2 separate regions of the Homo sapiens genome follow, and region 1 is linked to region 2. A link is a loop called in an ENCODE intact Hi-C map of the cell type or tissue named here. Cell type or tissue: heart right ventricle. All regions are shown on one strand. Region 1 overlaps YIPF1 (Yip1 domain family member 1). Region 2 overlaps LRRC42 (leucine rich repeat containing 42).

Evidence for each region. Hi-C counts contacts between places; a loop is a spot of excess contacts. Peaks named below come from ENCODE experiments on the same cell type or tissue, not always from the same donor. Only the 100,000 strongest peaks of a DNase experiment are listed, where the experiment ranks them.
Region 1: it touches region 2 in a loop (2.6-fold over the local background); 63 of 110 quality-filtered maps call a loop at or near these places.

Annotation. Positions count from the first base shown.
Region 1 is chr1:53,859,723-53,862,222 of GRCh38, reverse strand. YIPF1 (Yip1 domain family member 1) reads left to right here. Exons shown (of 11, transcript NM_018982.5): 10 at 2,070-2,167. The coding sequence ends at 2,159. Among named protein-coding and RNA genes, the nearest start is that of NDC1, 23 kb to the right of the region's middle. In heart right ventricle, a CTCF peak has its summit at 1,154 (motif pointing left); no DNase peak of the experiment used is centred here.
Region 2 is chr1:53,948,232-53,950,731 of GRCh38, reverse strand. All of the region lies in intron 2 of LRRC42 (leucine rich repeat containing 42), which reads right to left. Among named protein-coding and RNA genes, the nearest start is that of LRRC42, 3.1 kb to the right of the region's middle. RefSeq lists silencers at 1,539-1,588, 1,362-1,656. In heart right ventricle, a CTCF peak has its summit at 1,524 (motif pointing right); no DNase peak of the experiment used is centred here; H3K27ac peaks cover 381 bases.

The sequences.
Region 1 (2,500 bases), 89 kb after region 2:
TTTCTTTGAGCCTCAGCTTTCTCATCTTTAAAAGGGATAAAATGGCCTGTTACAGCACTTTTGAGCAGATTAATGATCAAGTATATGTCTGGTGCACAGTAGGCATTCCCCAAATGATGGCTGTGATTGTTATTAAGCATTTTTGGAATTAATGAATCATAGAATTCAAGATTGTTCAAGGAATGGCCCTAAGAGATCATCTTTTCTTTTTGAGTCAGTTTCCCTCTGTCACCCAGGCTGCAGTGCAGCAGTGTGATCTAGGCTCACTGCAACCTCTGCCTCCTGGGCTGAAGCAATTCTTGTCCCTCAGCCTCCTGAGTAGCTGGGATGACAGGCATGTGCCACCACGCCTGGCTAATTTTTGTATTTTTAGTAGAGGTGGGGTTTCACCATGTTTGCCGGGCTGGTCTTGAACTCCTGGCCTCAAATGATCCACCTGCCTTGGCCTCCCAAAGTGCTGAGATTACAGGTGTGAGCCACCACACCCAGCTGAGATCTTATTTACTTTTCTTCCCTCCCTCCCTCCCTCCCTCTCTCTCTCCCTTCCTTCCTTCCTTCCCCCCTCCCTTCCTTCCTTCCTTCCCTGCCTGCCTTCTCTCTCTCCTTCTCACTCTCTTTCCTTCTCTCTCCACCACACCCAATCTCTCTCTCTCTCTTGAGTCACCACACCAGCCCCAAGATCATCTTTTCTAATCCTTTAATTTTATAGATCAGAAAGTTGAGGCCAAAGCAGGTGGAGCGACTTGTCCAAAGTCACAGTGTGAGCTAATAGCAGAGCCAGGTGTAGAAGCTGGGCCTCTTTGCTCATTCTGTCTTACAAGGGCACCCTGCAGTAGCCTGGAAGAAAGGCTTTGTTCCTGCATCCTGGGGGCTTGTGGCACAGTGTACCTGAGGGAGAACTGGAGGAGCCCAGCACTAGCACTGTGGCCCCATCCCCCACTTAAGTTAGGGACTCTTCTTTCCTTGCCCCAGAAAACAGCTGCTGGAAGGGTTCCTAAGGAGGAAGCCTCTTAAAAGTAATAGAGTTGCTTTGGGAATGGGGCAAACTAGAGGGAGTCTGCAGAGAAAGACATCATCTGGAAACTTTTCAAAAAGAGTTAACATGGAATAGCAACAGGTAGGGGAGAGCTCCAACATGTTGTGTTGGTGCCCCCTTCTGGCTGATAGAGAGCAGAGCTGGTGAAAAATGGTTGTTGGCTTTCCAACAGTGTACCTTCCTAAGGGCACTGACCCCAAGGGGGTATCATGAACATTCAGTGAGCCTTGATGTAGTAACAGATTCACCTTTCCTTTGAACAACCAGTATTCAAGGGTAGTGAGATTGGTATTTTCCTGGGCTCAAGTTTGGCTTCGCTCAAGTTAGGCTTCTCTAGACCTTATGTCTTCCCTCCTTTACCTCCTTCTGACTTTTGACCGTTAAATTGTAGATGGTGAGTGGAAGCACTTAGCAAACCTTTCATTTCCCAGCTGAAGAATTTTTAGGGAAAGCATGCCTAGCACTCTCTTTTCAAGGTATTTGCAGAAAGCCAACTAACTAGTTTAGCAGCAAGCTAATGTAGTTCAGTTCATTAGGTATTGATTGGTTACATACTGTGCCAGGCCCTGTGCAGGGGTGCTGGTGACACAAAGATGAAGAAGTCTTTGCCCTGGAGGAAAGACTGTATAATGTTGTGATTAAGAGCTTGTGCTTTGGAGTCAGACCGACCTAGCTTTGAGTTCTGGCTTCACCACTCATTAGCCATGTTCACCTGATCAAATGACAGTCTCTCTGAGCCTTAGTTTCTTTATCTGTCTAATGAGGATAATCCTAACAACCTCATAGGGTTATTAAGAGTAAGTCATGTAATATAGTAAGTGCTCAGTACATGATAGCTAAATTTTTTAAAGTATGCACAATTTAGTGAGACAAACGTAAACAGAGATGGTTGTAGTTTAGTGTGATGGCAAATATGGTAGGAAGAACTTAGGGGCTGTGAGAGTCCAAAAGTACTGTTAGCATGGAGTCTAAAAAAACACTTACCCGGACCACTGTCTTTTTAACTCCCTCCTGGGTCTTTTTTTCCCCACAGGCATACTTTTTTGATGCACCAGAGATGGACCATCTCCCAACAACTACAGCTACTCCAAACCAAACAGTTGCTGCAGCCAAGTCCAGCTAATGAGGAAAGTAAGAGATTCTATTTTTATTTTGCTGTGTGGTGCCATAAAACATGGGCAGGTGTATCAATTCTGTTAGTGTTAGCTTTAAGCACAGAGGGCCAGACCCTTTCATCCTTCTGCACAGTTCAGCGTGGGTTTGTGCATGTGCATGTCTGTGTTTCTGTGTTCCTCTTATTGAAGTCCTCTGTTTTGAAATCCACATGATACTGGCTTTATAGAGTTGGATAACATGAGCTCTTAGGTTCTTCTGTAAGAGGAGCTCCTGCCTTTGGTCCCAGTAGAGGGGACTCTCTTCTCCCTGAACCCTTTCCTAGAACACAATATGGGTTTGTTCCATTTT
Region 2 (2,500 bases):
ACCATGAGATTTCAAAATACATGAAAAATTGCTATGTTACATAAAATGAAGGTATTTGAGGATTATTTCTACAATTTAAAGGGAGAAGAGAGGTAGAATATCATACATGCCTGATAATATCCCTAAAATAATCTGATTGAGTTTTAGAGTGAACCAACTCAGCTTCTTCTGCATCAATGTGGGGCCACAATGTGGCCCTGAAGGCACTTATGAGTGTCAGCACACAATTAGGTCCGTGATCAAAAATGCTGAGTCTCTGGAGATGAAACAATGAACCTGTGTGTGGGAATCAGTACTATCCATGTTTCTCTCAAGGATAATTATGTGTATAAAAGCACATGAGAGAAGAGTACTCTGCCTAGCCCTAGAGCCTCACCCTTTCCTGCTCATCTCCTTATGTCCTACTCTTTGGCCCTGTCATACTACCCAGGTAAACTGGCCATGCTCTCATGTCCCACTGGCCATTGCTCGTTCTGTTCCCTTTGGCTGGAACATCCTTCTCTGCCTACCTGACCTAGCTAATTCCTACTCATCATTAACTTCGTCCCTCTTCTGGGAAACCTTCCCTAACCCCTGCACCAGTACGTGCCTGTCTGGTTTTCCCAGAGCACCCAGTCTCTCCTACATAGCACTTAGGACCATGTACTATGTCTGTTCACTTGTTAATGTACCCAGAGTGGTGAGCTTTTTGAAGGCAAGGTACTTATTTGATTCATCTATCTTTCTCAGGCTTGACATAGTGCCTAGTACTAAGTAAGCCCTCAAAAGATATTTGCTGAACTGTATGAAAGGAAGGGTAAGACCTCAAAGGACAAACTTGGTGCTCTCAGTTGTAGGGCCTGCTGATACTGTTGCTAGGAGCCAGCTCCTTTTCCAGGCAACAGCTGCAGGCTCCTCCCCCACTTGCCAGACCCTTCTGCAGGTGGCAGAGGCAAAGCAGACGATGGGAATATATTGCTACTGGTACTACAAGGGGTGGGAGACAACTAAACTAAAAAACAGGGGAAAAAAATCCTGTCACAGTGCCAGCTCTTATAACCCATACTTTTCTCTTGCCAGCATTTACAGCCCCTGCTGCTAAGGAGACACCTCATTTATTCTGAGCTGTTCCTCCAGTAGGGGTGAGCATCTGGACCCTCCAACCTTGCAGACCTTAATTTTGACTGAGGAATTACGGCAGATGTCCTTTGGTCTTTATCCCTGTCATTTAACATTCAGAGCTCCACTCTACTTGTAGATCAGAAAGCAGACGCTAGGTATGGCCCTAAAAAGGACTGACGTGATTTTAACAACAGAAAGACAAATTCTATGGAACATACCCTATTATAGTGGATGAATACACTGTGAACTCCCTGAGCAATGACACAGGGTCTGCCCATCTGTATTGCCCCCAACCCTCACCCCTAACAGTGCCTTCCACAAACACTGTTGTAAAATGGACAAATGGATGGATGGATGGGGTGGGTGGGTGACCACTTCAGATGAAAACTAGAAGTCTGATTCCATCCAGCAGAGGGCACAAGCAGCTTGGGGCTAGAGTAAGGACCCTAACCTGGGCTCCTCAAAATCCTGGCTGCTTTGGCTTCCAGGGATCATTTTCAAAAAAAAGGCACAGTTCTGGTTGTTTTTTTGTTTGTTTGTTTTTCTTTAGATTACCCACCAAATACCACTTATCTTTCTAAATGAGGAAAAAATAAATACAATTTTTTCCTGGAGAGTAAACCCACATCATTTGTCCAGAAGCCACTGGAGGAATTGACTTTGGTTTGGGAATCCTGGCGTCCTTTAATTTCTACTACTAAATCAGCACATCCTGCATTCTCCCAAAAAGGATCTTCCTGAGTCTATGAGGTATGTAACATGACCTAAGCATTAAATTAACATTTGAACCCTTCAAGGCTAAGAACCAGAAAGGCAAGAGAATTCTACACAAAACTTCACTACTTGGGTTCATTTGTCCCTCACTATTGTACTGGGTGGTGTATTACAAATGGACCTGGTCAGGAGACAGGGCCTGTTCTAAACCATGGTGAAAACTCCATCCAAATTGAAAAATTAAAATACTTAGTCACTACAACAATAACAATGCCCAATGTAGATCGTAGTAGCTGTATTATATATTGGATCAAGAGTAACAGCGACATTTTGATAGTTTCCCAGCCTGCTACAGGAAGGCAGCTTTGTAACCCATACGACAGCATAGAAAAATATTACAATCATGTATGTTCTAGCATTTGGTCACCACAAGCGAGCCAAAGTTACCACGAAGTGTACCATTTCATCAAATGAATGAAACACAGCTGTATTACATTAAAAACTCAGTTCTATACAGCTTTCTTGAAAAAGGCCAGACAAAATTATTGATAACTACACATGACAGTTTTTTAGACCTTGAATCCAGTTTCCCAAGCAAAAAGCATGACTATGCCAGTCAGGTGGACTGGGATTGTCAGGGAGCCCACAGGGTAAAATTGTGAGCTGAATCTACGGCTAATTTGAA